Linked DNA regions of Homo sapiens: region 2 is linked to region 1. The links are chromatin contacts, found by POLR2A ChIA-PET in ENCODE. All regions are on one chromosome and are shown on one strand. Each heading gives the region's core, a stretch centred on a gene start or an enhancer-like site at or near the end of the contact. The rest is flanking DNA. Distances are from core to core; before and after follow the strand shown. Region 1 overlaps PLXND1 (plexin D1). Region 2 overlaps TMCC1 (transmembrane and coiled-coil domain family 1).

Evidence for each region. ChIA-PET counts read pairs that join two places held with the same protein, here RNA polymerase II (POLR2A).
Region 2: POLR2A ChIA-PET joins it to region 1 with 14 read pairs in activated CD4-positive, alpha-beta T cell. The contact joins two enhancer-like sites. POLR2A ChIA-PET finds 5 or more read pairs at or near these places in 3 of 52 experiments (GM12878, HepG2 and activated CD4-positive, alpha-beta T cell).

What each region holds. Positions count from the first base shown.
Region 1 is chr3:129,595,811-129,602,748 of GRCh38, reverse strand. The region is part of intron 1 of PLXND1 (plexin D1); the gene reads left to right. Among named protein-coding and RNA genes, the nearest start is that of PLXND1, 7.4 kb to the left of the region's middle. RefSeq lists an enhancer at 5,800-6,531. Within about 2 kb of position 3,067, at least 18 of the 41 ENCODE cell types and tissues checked have a DNase peak (open chromatin) inside an H3K27ac peak, as active enhancers do.
Region 2 is chr3:129,674,879-129,681,623 of GRCh38, reverse strand. The region is part of intron 4 of TMCC1 (transmembrane and coiled-coil domain family 1); the gene reads left to right. Among named protein-coding and RNA genes, the nearest start is that of PLXND1, 72 kb to the right of the region's middle. Within about 2 kb of position 4,468, at least 2 of the 41 ENCODE cell types and tissues checked have a DNase peak (open chromatin) inside an H3K27ac peak, as active enhancers do.

The DNA.
Region 1 (6,938 bases), core at 1,818-4,317:
AAGGGACATTATTAGCACAGGTCTCTGCTTGGTCCTGGAGAGCAGTTGCCTAATCTGGCTTGTTCTGCAGCTGTAAACACCCCACCATCTCCTACTTCTAGCCCCAGATGACACCTCCATAGACATTTACTAAGTCCCTATTGTGAGCCCAGTCCCATGCTGTGCCCTGGGGAGCCAATGGCAACTCACTTTGTTTCTACTCTTGTGGGCTGGGCAGGTGAGCCGAGGACGGATGTGTGACCAGGCCCTTATACACAGGGCAATGCGTGCCGCAAAGGGAGAATGAGGGTGGAGGGAGCCCAGCGGAGGGGGCGGAGGAGCAGGAGGAAGCCAGGTGAGGCCGGAGAAGAGGAAAGGCATCCAGGCAAAGGGAGCAGCCTGTGCGAAGGCTGTGAGCAGGCTCGAGGGGGTCTGCGTGGCCAGGCGAGTAGAGTGGGAAGCACATGACACAAGGGCCAGGGAGGCCTGGGGAGACCGTCCTTGGGAGTCTGGACTTTATCCTGGGGTCCTGGGAGCCATGAAGGGTTTTAGCCAGAGAAGTGGAGTGGTCTCAGCAGGCACCTGAGTCTCCCCGCTGCAGAAGGGGAATGCTCGTGAATACCTGCCTCTTAGGGCTGTTGGGGGTATTAAATGAGATCATTTATGTACCTGGCGCCTGTTTGCAATGACTACAATTCTTCTACCTATTATTTTAGAAAGCCCCTAGGTAGCTGGTGAGAAGGAGCAATGGAGGAGGGAGAGTGGCTGAGAGGCTGAGGCCGCCTCCCGGGAATAGATTCCTTCACTCAGTCGCAAATATATCTTGAGCACTTACTGTGTGCCAGGCTCTGTGGTGGGTGCCAGATGGCAGTGGGGAGATGGGGCCGGCCTTGTTCTCTGGAGACATGGCTGGCCTGGTCTGCAGCAGTGCTGAGGGCTTGGAGGGTGGCAGGTGGGCTCTGGACAGATTTGGGGGCTGGGATGCAGCCCCAGTGGTGGGGAGTGATGGGATGGAGGAGCAGAAAGCTGCCCAGAGTCAGGCTCAGCAACAGGATAGATGTTGGTACCCATGGGGTGGGGCATGTGATGGGGTACCTCTGGGGAAGAGGATGAGTTTGGTCTGGGGAGAACCAGGAGCCTAGAATCCTTTTTTCTCCTGGTCCCATCTGGCTGGATTTCTCTGTCACTGGCACTGGGTGGCCTGGGTGGGGCTGCACATGGGGCAGGACCCCAGGGCCGAATGACCTGCAAGTGGGGCAGCTCAGCCAGGCCTTTGGAAACCCAGCCTCTCGCTCCTGCTTGAGGGTCTCACGAAGAACCCTGGGCCCTGGCAGGAATCCCTTGAGCCGCCCACAACTCCAGAGCCTGGGTCAGGATGGCCTCCCGACATTCCGGGTTCCCAGCTGACAGGACTTGCCCTCTGCCCTCCACCTTCTTCCCGAGAACCCAAAGGGAGAAGCTGCTGAAGTGTGAGGCCAGAGGCAGAGAACCTCGGTCCCCGCAGCCCTCAGAAGTCCCCAAATTTGTCCCTGATTGTTTTCAACGTATTTGGGGCAGTTAAGATATTTTGAGAGAAACTGAGTGAAGAAATTAGCCTCCATTGCATGTAGCTTGGATCCCTTTCCTCAAATCACAACCTGTTTGGAGTGCAAGCCAGTTGGGAAGTTGTTGAGTGCCACTGATGGGGGAAACTGAGGCACAGCATCACCCAACAAGGTGGGGCAGACTGAGTCTACCTTCCTTCCCCAAGTCTTTCTCCCCAACCTATGAATGACCATAATATTTGTATTTTTAAAACAAAAGGAATACCGACAGGCCAATGTCAGTGCAGCATTTTCAAGGTGTCTTTTTATAGTAAAGGTGGAAAAAAAACCATCAGGCAGTTTTAAACTGGCATGCAGTGGGTGGGTGCACGTCGTCAAGAAGACATTTTTTTGCACCAATTTAGGGGCTGAGATGCCAGGTGGGGGCGGAGGGAGAGAGAGCTTCCAAGATGGGCTTTACATTTGGGTTTGGGCTGGGGGCTGGGAGTGATCTCCCAGTGACGAAGGGTGCAAGCAGAGACACTTGGCAGGATTTAGGAGAGGGGGTTCTAGGAGGATTGGCTGAGATGACCCTCTGGCCTGGAGAAACAGATAGGGCTTGGACCAGGAGACATCCCTCCCAGCCCTGAGAATGTCTCGACCCCCAGGTACATGGGCATACAGTCCATAAGCTGTGTGTCCCAGGGCCAGTCATTTACCCTCTCTGGGCCTCATTCTTTCTCATTATAAAACAGGTCTTATGCCTCCCTCCTAGGATGTGGGTAGATTAAAATCTCAGGGGTGTCTCTCTCAGCCTACTCTGGCTTAGGGGGCTGCCCATAATAAAAAATAAATACATAAAATAAAACCTCACATGCAGTGCCCAGGAAATGGCAGGCACAGGTATTAGTATCAAGAGGGAGAAAAGACACCAGAAAAAACTGGCCTCAGTGGACAGGGGATGCTCAGAGGAGGGAGGGTCAGGGCCTTGGAGGAGATGAGATCAAATAGGGCCTGAAGGCAGGCAGGGGTGGGTGAGACGCCTGGGTGCAGCAAGGGTGTGTTGGGTGCTGTCCCAGCCCCAGCACAGAGACTGAGATGGAGAGAATGGTCTCTAGTGCCCGGGCTGAGGAGTCCAGGGCAGCACTGTCTTGAAGGCAAGAGGCCTGTGGGCTCCTTGGAGTGAATAAAAACCGTCGCCGAGCTCGCGCTCTGCAGGCCTTTTATAAGCACCTACATGGTTGACCTCATGGCTGCCCCTCCCCTGGTCAGGCAGACAGTGCGTCATCATCATCCCCAGCTTACAGAAGGGGAAACTGAGGCCAAGAGAGGGGAAGTGACTTGCCCTGGCTCACACAGCTGGGGAGTGAGGGTCTGGATCCGCAGATAGAAGCAGGAGTCCTCTTCCTGGTGGCTGGTGAGCTGTGAGCTCTCCGTGGTGGGGAATTCTGCAGTTCCCCCTCTGGCTGGGCCATAGAGATTCAGGCAGGGCCCATTGTGATAGCAGTGACTCAGGCGGGCTGGGGCATCTGCAGAGGCCAGGCCACATGCTGGGGGATGGGGGCTGACCCAGCTTCCTGAGGAAGTCAGGGGAGGCAAGGAACTTCTAGTTGCATTTGTCTGAAAATGCGATCATCAGCCTCTGGAAGGAGTGAGCCCATGGCCCTTTGGGTGTGCAAATGAGAGATGTGGGTTCAATGGTCAGTGTGAATGATGGTCCACCCAGGAGGGTGAGTGGGGGATCTGTCAGCGCCCTGGATACGCCCACAGTGAGGCCTTCCACAGCCAGGCAGGCGCACATCGCTAGGTGAGTGCAGGACCCTGGGGCCAACTTCCCAGATTCAAATCCTGCCTCTGCCCCTTCCTAGCTGTGGAAAGTCCCATCCGTTCTTGGAGCCTCCATTTTCCCATCTATAAAGTGGGCTGAGCGCAGGGAAGACTGGAGTGGCCTGGCGGCATTCAGCAAGGGCCACGCGCATCGGGCCCGGCAGAAACGCCCTCTGCAAAGTCCGATTCACCCGCCTGTGACTCCCGGTCTCCATGGAGATTAAGGAAACCAGCTGGGTTCCATGTCCTGGTTGCTGCCGTGAACAAAGACGCGTGGCGTGTACTGGGACAGGAGCGGGAGGGCAGGAGCCCCGGGAGAGAGTGGTGCCTTCCCCTACCTGGGCCTCCGTTCTCCGACCCTGGAGTTGGCCCATGGAGTGGCAAGGAAGCCTTCCCTCTGACACCAGAACTGCCCCATCATGTCATAATTACTGTGGTTGTTGCTTGAGAACTTTCTCTGTGTTAGCCCTTTGCAGAGCACTTTACATATCTTTTAATCTCCCCAGAACCTGAATGACATGACTGTTATCCCCAGTCTATGGAAGGGGAAACAGAGGTCCAGAAGGGTTAAGCATCTTGCCTGAGGTCACACCGTGGTGTGTGACTGTGGTGCTCCAGGTGGAGCAGGCTTCTGGCTGTAGCGCCTGTGACCCCTCATTCCTCCAAAATCTTTGACCGAAGGGGTGTGAGCCAGAGGGTGTCGGAAGGGGTGAATGGGCCCATTTTAAAGGTGAGGAAACTGAGACCCAGGGAACTTCTGCGTCCGCCGAGGCCCCTGTGAGAAGCAGTGAGGGCCTTTCAGGGTGGCCTGCAGAGCTGCCCAGCCCCAGCGCCCATCATGGTCGCGGGCTGGGGTTAGGATGACCCCCTGGTGTGGACTCCTGCTACCGGGCCTGTAGCTGTCTCCACCCACACATACCAGAGGCCAGCACCTCCTTGGTAACATCGCATGCCCGTCCAAGCTCTGGGTGGGGAGCTCTCTAGAGTATGTGAGTATGGGAGGAGGCTCAGCTTGCTACAGGACAGCCCCCAAGAGAGACAAATTGGACCCTCTCCAGGAGCCCCCAGAATGGTGAGGGAGGAGGTCATGACATCAGACAGATGCCACACACTAACCAGCTCATCAGAGGAGTGCGGGAGGGCTTCCTGGAGGAGGGGAGGTTGGAGCAGCACTTGACAGATGGGGCTGGGGAAGGCATTCCAGGCAGAGCACACGATAGGGGCAAAGGCTCAGAGATGTTGGAATGTGGCTTGGGTAGCAGGCCGAGGGGAAGCTGAGAGTGTGCTGGGCCTTGCCTGCAGGCTAAAGACTTGGATGCTGTCATGTGGGCTGCGGGGAGCCAGCAGGGCTTTGGGGAAAGGAGAGACATGGCTGATCTGGTTCCGGAAGGGACCCTGTGGCTGCTGGTCTGTATTGGCCCTGCCAGGTGCTGGCAGGATCCAGGGGCGGAGGCGCTCACCCGGAGCCCCCACTGTGGCTGGACCAGGTAACTCCCGAGGGCCTCTCCAGCTCTGACAGCCATGTGGGGATTGCCATGGAAACCAGCCGGTTCCCGAGTGGGGACAAGCCCAGAAAGTCTCTGAGTGCCAGCCACGTGGACTTGGATCCTCACTGCCCCCCAAGTACAGCCGTTTTCTTCTTTCCAAAGGCCATGTCTGAGCCAGGGCCGAACCAAACAGACCGCCCAGACAGGCATCCAGTGGCAGGGGCCCTGCTCCACCCTGCTCGGCTGATACTCGATGCAGTCAAGATCTGGGGGCCAGCGCCAGCGGGGGCCCTCCCCGCCTAGTCCACCGTCCTTTACCCTGAAACTTGATAAATCATGCGCTGGAGGGGGAGGGAAGCTCGCAGCTCCATTACGAGTCCCGGCAAGGCCCCAGTGGGGCGTTAATCATGTAGCACTTTATGCTCTGATCGGTAAATAATGGGGGGGGGCCCGCAGGCAGAGGCCTTGGAGTGGAGGCCAGGCCCAGGAAAGTGGCCAAACCCCCTTGCCTGTGCCCTTCTCCAGCCTCTGCCCGCTATCTTTGTTTGAGGTGACTGAGCTCTCTAGAAGCAGCCATCACCTTGATGGGCCTCAGTTTCCCCAGCTCAAAACCCAGGGTTTTTCCAGCTCCAAGCGGCTGATTTCCTGGCAACCATTGGTGGCTCCCAGCAGAGCGGCGGGTGGGGAGGCTGTGGTTAAGGGCGGGGATCTGGAGCCCGCAGGCCTGCGCTGGAGGCTTGGATCTAGCCATTCCGGCTGTGTGCCCCTGGGCAAATCACTTCAACTCTCTGTGCCTCAGTTTCCTTTACTGTAAAGCAGCATCAACTCTTTCAGGGTGTGGTGAGGGTTGAATGAGATAATACAGAAAGAGGTCTCAGCACAAAGCAGACTGCACACAGCTGCTTGCTACTGTCACTCTACCGAACTGTTACTATGAGAAAGCTGCCCCTCCCCATCCTGGGGCTGGGCCTCTGAGCTCGGATGTGGGCAGCTGGAGAGAGGGCCCCGTTGTCACCTCTGTGTCCCCAGCTCATGGAATCCAGCCCGGAGATGTTTGCGCAAGGCTCCAAGCAGCCCTGTCTTCTTGGCTGTGTCCACAGCGGTCGTGCGATGACTCTGGGACCAGCGGTAGAGTCCTGCTGCAGAGCACAGCCTGCGGCCAGGCATATGGGCTGGACCCCGAGGAGACCAGGGGCTGGGGAGGAGGGTGTGAGATCGAACCTCCAAGTCCCCCCAGCCCCAGGAGGGAACTGCCAGTGTTCCCTGGAGAGGCAACTATTTCTCGGCTCCTGGCCTGGAGTCCCTTCAGGGGAGGAAGCTGGGAGGGAAACTGTTCCAGGGCTTGGAAAGACTGGCTTCGTGCTCTGCCCCTCCTGCTGGGGGGAGGGAAGCCTTTTCCCTGGGCCAGGGAAGAGCCGCTGGCTGCCCATCCCACACTGTGCTCCTCTGGGACCCAGGGGGAGGGGAGCTGGAAATGGGGCCAGGCCGGGCCGGAATGAGAAACAGCTTCATGAAGGGGGAGCTGGGTGTCTAGGGGCTGCGTCCAGCTAACTAAACAATGGCTGCTTGAGTCAGCGACTGTGGCGGTGGTTCCCAGGCGCCAGGGCAGAGCAGGCCGAGGCCAGAGCTCCCACTACTGTGTCCTTGGTGAGGGCGGTGTAGCCCATCCAGCCTCGGATGCTTTGACTTCAGGAAGCGGTGGAGTGGCTTGTCCCTGTCCTCGGGAGCTCCCGAGCCTCTGCTCCGTGGTCTGCATAGCTAATTGGGAACATTTATTGAGCACCTACAGTGCTTAGCACTGAAGGCTCCTATGAGCTCAGTCCTTCCATAAGCCCTAGGTGGTGGGTGCTATTGCTGTCTTATTTTACAGATGTGGAGTCCGAGGTTCAGAGGGGATGGTGCCTCCCATAGTGAGGTAAGAGCTGTGAGACTTAGGAGTCAGGAGCCTCAGCTTTCTCATCTGTAAAATGGGTACGCAGCAAGAGTGTGTGTGTGTGTGTGTGTGTGTGTGCGTGCGTGCACCCCCAGGGCTGTAAGGTGCCCCCAGTAGCTGTAGTGTCACACAGTAGGTCCTTAATCCAGCCAGGCTTGTGACCTAAGCCTGGGGCTTGTCCTTCCAGGC
Region 2 (6,745 bases), core at 3,219-5,718, 77 kb before region 1:
CTCTTCCTCATTTCTATTGGCACTGTGTTCTAGTGGCTTATGATTATTATAGCTTCCTACCTGGCCTCCTACCCACCAGCCTCTGTATACTCTATTTCATTTACTCATGGATACCAGATTAAGCTTCTAAGTACATAGCTCTGGTAATGTTAGTTCCCTACTGAAAAAAAAAAACGTTGACTACTTATCATTCTTTACCTCCTAGCGAGTTAGATAGTAAAGGAAGGTTATTTAAATTAAAATAAATTCAAACCGTGAGTATTCCTATACTTTCCCTAAATATTGACCAAACTATATTATTTACTGCTTTATAAAATATGTAGAATTTTTCTGCCCTCTTGGAAATGACCCTTTTTATAAGTCTGTCAGAATTCCATTTTGAAGTGCAGCAAAAATACCATCTGCTTTGTAAAACTTCTTAGTCACCCCATCTCAAACCAGGTATTTCTTTTTTCTGAATCCCCATAGATGTTTGGAAAATGCCATAAATATTATAATATACACATTTTACATATTAAAACAAATTATTTGACCTTCTGTCTCCACCCCCCATCATATAAGCTGCTTTTGAACAGTGCCGTATCACTACCATCATCATATCTCCTATAGCACCTTGCTTCATACTTTGCATATACATAGTTAATAAATTTTAGGAGAAAGGATGTAATCACATATGTGGGATTCCCATTCAGAGTCTAACTTTTTCTTCCTTTTTTTTTTTTTTGAGACAGAGTCTTGCTCTATCACCCAGGCTGGAGTGCAGTGGTTCCATCTCAGCTCACTGCAACCTCCACCCCCCGGTTCAAGCAATTCTCATGCCTCAGTCTCCCAAGTAGCTCGGATTACAGGCGTGCACCACCATGCCTGGCTAGTTTTTGTATTTTTAGTAGAGACAGGGTTTCGCCATGTTGGCCAGGCTGGTCTCGAACTCCTGACCTCAAATGATCCACTCGCCTCAGCCTCCCAAAGTGCTGGGATTAGAGGCGTGAGCCACCAGGCCTGGCCCAGAGTCTAACTTTGTAAAAATCATCAGTGCCTCCCTATTCTGCTGCTCAAGTGGTAGTGGTTATGACTTATGACAAGCGACGCAGTGAATAGCAAGGACTCTAAAGCCAAGTCCTCTGAGTTCAAATCCTGACTCTGCTGCTTATTGGCTATGTGACCTTCGACAAGTCACCTAACTTCTCCTGATTCAATTTCTTCGGCTATAAAATGGAGATTAAAATAGTATATATCTCCTAGGTTTGTTTTGAGGATTAACCAAGTTAATATAAGCAAAGCATTTAGATTTGTACCAGGTTCATAGTAAGCACTCAGTTACTACTATTACCTTTGCTACTATCATCTTCGTATTTACACATAAACCAGATTGAGTCTTCCACTTTCGTAGTCTCAGAAAATGTCTGTCTATCTAAGGAGTAGAAATATTCATGTAGTTCACAAAGAAGAAAAATAATTTTGGGCATTTAACACATGTTTTTAATAAAACGAGAATACTAAAGTATTTTAGGGCAATTCATGCAAGAGTATAAATGAACTCTAAGCTTTTTAAAAAATTATAAAATGTCTGATTTTAATGTATGAAGATAAGGTACTTTGGGAAGCTTTTAAAAGTCAATCTCTGATGCAATAAGATCCTGTTATAACACAGATGAAGAAGTTATAAATAAGCTTGTTAAGATTTCTTGGTGATACAATAAATGGAAACACTTCAGATTCTAATGAAAGAGTGGAACATAGCACACCCAAAAAATACTCTGAATAAATAAGAGAATAGGAAATTGTATTCATTCAACAAATATTTGAGCAGCTGCTAAGTGCCATGCACAATTTTAGTTGTTAGAGAAACAAAAGTGGACAAAACACAAAAATATCTACCTTCATGGGCCTTATATTCTAGTTTTTTATGAAATATAAAAATACATGTCAAAAGGTAAAGAGTTCTATGTAGAAAAATGAAGTCAAGAAAGAAAATAGGAAGTTCATAATGGAACCAAAATTTGCAATTTTAAATAAGGCAGGCCAGGCGTGATGGCTCATACCTGTAATCCCAGCACTTTGGGAGGCCAAGGTGGGCGGATCACGAGGTCAGGAGTTCAAGACCATCCTGGCCAATATGGGGAAACCCCATCTCTACTAAAAATAGAAAAATTAGCCAGGCGTGGTGGTGCGCACCTGTAGTCCCAGCTACTCGGAAGGCTGAGGCAGAAGAATCACTTAAACCCTGGAGGCGGAGGTTGCAGTGAGCCGAGATTGTGCCACTGCACTCCAGCCTGGATGACAGAGCACGACTCCATCAATAAATAAATAAATAAATAAATAAGGCAGTCAGAGAAGTCCTCGCTGCTAAGGTGACATTGAAGCAAAGACTTAAAGGAGGTGACGGAGCAAGCCGTGCAGGTGTCTGAGGGAAGAGCACTCCAGAAAGAAGGAACACTCACTGCGTGAAAAGCCCTGACATGGGTGCCTGTCTCTCATGTTCCAGGAACAACAGGGGAGGCCACTGTAGCTGATGCCAGTGGAGTAAAGGGATGACTAGTAAGAGATGAAGTCACGGAGTTTATGGGATGTAGTGGTGCAGGTGTAGATCATGGCCATTGTAAGAACTTTGGCTTTTACCCTGACTGACCTAGAGAGCCACTGGAAAGTTACAGGTATAAAAAGAGTGTCGTAATCTGACTTATGTTTTAAAAGAACTACTCTGGCTGCTCTGCAGATAATTATAAAAATATTATTGCAGTTATAGGAGACTGTTGCATTGCTAGGACAATATGGTGTATACATAGTGGTTAATAACACATACTCTGTAGCTAGACTATCTGGGTTCAGACATTGAGTCTGGTACTTCTTTAATTTGTGATCTTGAACAACTTAAATTCCCTATGCTTTGGTTTTCTTAGCCATAAAATTAGGATAAATAATAATACCCATTCCATAGTGTTACTATAAAGAATTAAACAATGAGGCCGGGCACGGTGGCTCACACCTGTAATCCCAGCACTTTGGGAGGCTGAGGCGGGTGGATCATGAGGTCGGGAGTTTAAGACCAGCCTGGCCAAGATGGTGAAACTCCGTCTCTACTAAAAATACAAAAAATTAGCCGGGCATGGTGGCACACGCCTGTAATCCCAGCTACTCGGGAGGCTGAGGCAGAAGAATTGCTTGAACTCAGAGGGTGGAGGTTGCAGTGAGCCGAGATTATGCCACTGCACTCCAGCCTGGGCAACAGAGTGAGACGCCATCTCAAAAAAAAAAAAAAAAAAAGAATTAAACAATGTACATGCCAAGGGTTTAGAACAGTGCTTAGCACATAGCAAGTATACTATATGTATTAGCAACTATGATTATTAATGTTGTTATTAAGTGGATATGGATATAAGGTATATGAGAAAAAAAAAAGAATTGGCCAGGCGTGGTGGCTCATGCCTGTAATCCCAGCACTTTGGGAGTCCAAGGAGGGTGGATCACTTGAGGCCAGGAGTTCGAGACCAGCCTGGCCAACATGGCAAAACCCCGCCTCCACTAAAAATTAGCCAGGTGTGGTGGCATACACCTATAATCCCATGTAATTTGGGAGGCTGAGGCATGAGAATCGCTTGAACCCAGGAGGCAGAGGTTGCAGTGAGCCAAGATCATGCTACTGCACCCCAGCCTGGGCGACAGAGCGAGACTCTGTCTCAAAAACAAATAAAAAATGAACCGACTGTTGGACATGCAAGTAGAGATACTAAGTAGGTAGTTGGATATCTGAGTCTAGTATTAAGGGAAGTGTGAGCTAGTGGTGTACATTTAGAATTCATCAGCAAATAAATGATTTTTAAGAGTAAGAAGAGTAATTAGTCCTAACGTGGGATTAGGGGTATATCATTCGAACAGCTCTTCCTTGGACCCTCTACTCTTCACAAGCTTCCTAACAAGCCATGACAACCAGCTCAGGGAGAGCCAGATTATCATAGACCCTATTGAGCATTTTGGATCCCTTCATTACTTTAGAATTTCATCTTATCACAATTGCTTGAAATAAATAGAATTAAGCTAAGGCTGAGAAATATTCTGTTTTAATGACACTGTATCATTGAAGTATTTGTAGCAGGAATTAACTTGTAAAGGAGAACTTATTGAGCAGTTCTATAGTCACATTGGCTTGTCTGCACATGAATATTATATGTATTTTTTAATTCTCAGTAATAAAAGCACCTTTTTTGTTACCGTCTCCTTTTCCTGGTTAGCACATGCTCAGAAAATAGAAAATTTTTAACATTTTCCCACATTAACAGACTTCAGACTAATTGTATATAATATACTTCATTCTAAAGTCTTGTGAGAATGATTCTTGAATATTATAGCCTGAGTCACTATTCTTTTTTGGGGGACCCTGTCACCCAGGCTGGAATGCAGTGACACAATCTCAGCTCACTGAAGCCTTGACCTTCCAGGCTCAAGCAATCCCCCCACCTCAGCCTCCTGAGTAGCTGGGACTACAGACGTGTGCCACCATACCCGGCCAAATTTTTTTTTTTTTTTTAGAGACAGGGTTTCGGCATGTTGCCCAGGCTAGTCTTGAACTCCTGAGCGCAAGTGATCTGCCCATCTCGGCCTCCCAAAGTGCTGGGATTAGAGGCATGAGCCACCACACCTGGTCAATTTATTAATTTTTTCTAGTTACAAATAGGTATTTGGATTTTGATTAATGAACGTACAGGCCAGGTTAAGTGATGGAAGAAGGTAACTAATTAGTTTACCATGTTTGGCAGGCATCATCTGACTTAATACATCTTTAACATTTTTTCAAAAAATCTCATTAGAAAATGATAACCCTGTTGTATAGATGAGAAAACTAAGGTTGAAAGAGAACAAGTAGGTGACCCAAAACCACACAGCTAGTAAGGTGATAAAGCTAGGTTTGAACCTAGGTCTTCTTATTCTTGCCCTTTCCACCACATTGCCTTTACACGTGATTATTCTCAAAGCTGGGTGCTATTGTGTTCTGACACTTTCATCTACTTAGAGAAAGTAGACAGAGCTAAGTAACAAAGCTAAGTTAAATGCTGCGCTCTAAATGGCACCACTCTGCCCTGATTATGTTGAGGTGTTGCTGTTTAGATTTTCTCTTGGGTTGTTTTCTGTCAATTAATTCAGATCAGTTAATAGATAAATTTAAGTCTGACAAACTATCTCTTAATATTAAGAGATACAATGCAGACAAAGCAGCATAGTCTGTTACAGCAACAGATCAGAATTGTGGCTTCTGACCATATCCCTAGCTTTTTAGCGCATTGCCTTGCATATAATAAACAGTCAAAATATATTTAACTGACTGATTTTTACCTTTTTCTATACAAATTAATTACAAATTCTAATATCAGCTGTGAATGGGCAGTATTTGCTGCACTGATGCTCTGGACTCTGACAGGAGAGTACAAAAGCCCCTCAGGATATGGTCAGAAAAAGACACCCTGTTGAGTAGCTGGGACTGCTGCTGCTTTCCTCATCCTGCCTTGTAATAACTGGTGGTGGGAGGCAATCAAGTCATTTGTAAATTAGTGATAACAACATCTGTAATTTTTTTTTTTTTTTTTTTTTTTTTGAGACAGAGTCTCGCTCTGTCGCCCAGGCTGGAGTGCAGTGGCGCGATCTCGGCTCACTGCAAGCTGTGCCTCCCAGGTTCACGCCATTCTCCTGCCTCAGCCTCCTGAGTAGCTGGGACTACAGGCACCCGCCACCACGCCCAGCTAATTTTTTGTATTTTTAGTAGAGATGGGGTTTCACCGTGTTAGCCAGGATGGTCTCGATCTCCTGACCTCGTGATCCGCCTGCCTCGGCCTCTCAAAGTGCTGAGATTACAGGCGTGAGCCACTGCGCCTAGCCTGTAATGTTGTTTTTAAGATTGGAAGGTTAGCTAGCCAAGTGTATAGCCACGAGGCCAACTATATCTAGCATAGGTGACTATATTACTTTTATTGTAATGTTGAATTACATTATTCCTTTGGTTCACTCTTTACGTATCTCTTGTTCATGCCTGAAATGTGGAAAGATCTTGGACGGGAATATATTCTAGGAACTCTTAACATTTAAATTTTTTAAAAGAACCACTTTCATGGTACAAAAACAGTGCTAACAACTTACTCAGTGCCAGGTATTGTTCTAAGCCCTTTTATATTTGTTGACCCATTTCATCCTCATAATTGTCTTCTAAAGTGAGCATTAGTACAGTTGATGAAATGGATGCGGAGGTTAAGTAACTTGTCTAAATAACTTGCTAGTAGCAAAGCCAGATTTGAACCCAAGCCATTTATGCCAGAATCCATGCTTCACTACTGTACTATATGGAGCCAGACTCAATCTTGTTTGTTGGATTTGTGCCTTTCCTTGTATATTTAAGAAAAGCCTTCCTTATTTTGCAGTGCTGCCTTTGAAAGGTTTTTAAATTTTGCCTTTTACATTTGGGATTTAATTGTCTATCTGGAGTGAGTTAGAAACCTAATTTTATGGCCGGGCACAGTGGCTCACGCCTATAATCCCAGCACTTTGGGAGGCGGGCAGATCACTGGGGGTCAGGAATTCAAGACCAGCCTGGGCAACATGGTGAAACCCCGTCTCTACTAAAAATGCAAAAAAAATAGCTGGGTGTGGTGGCGTGCGCCTGTAATCCCAGCTACTCAGGAAGAGGCAGGAGAATCGCTTGAAGCCAGGAGGCAGAGGTTGCAGTGAGCTGACGTCGCGCCTTTGCACTTCAGCCTGGGCA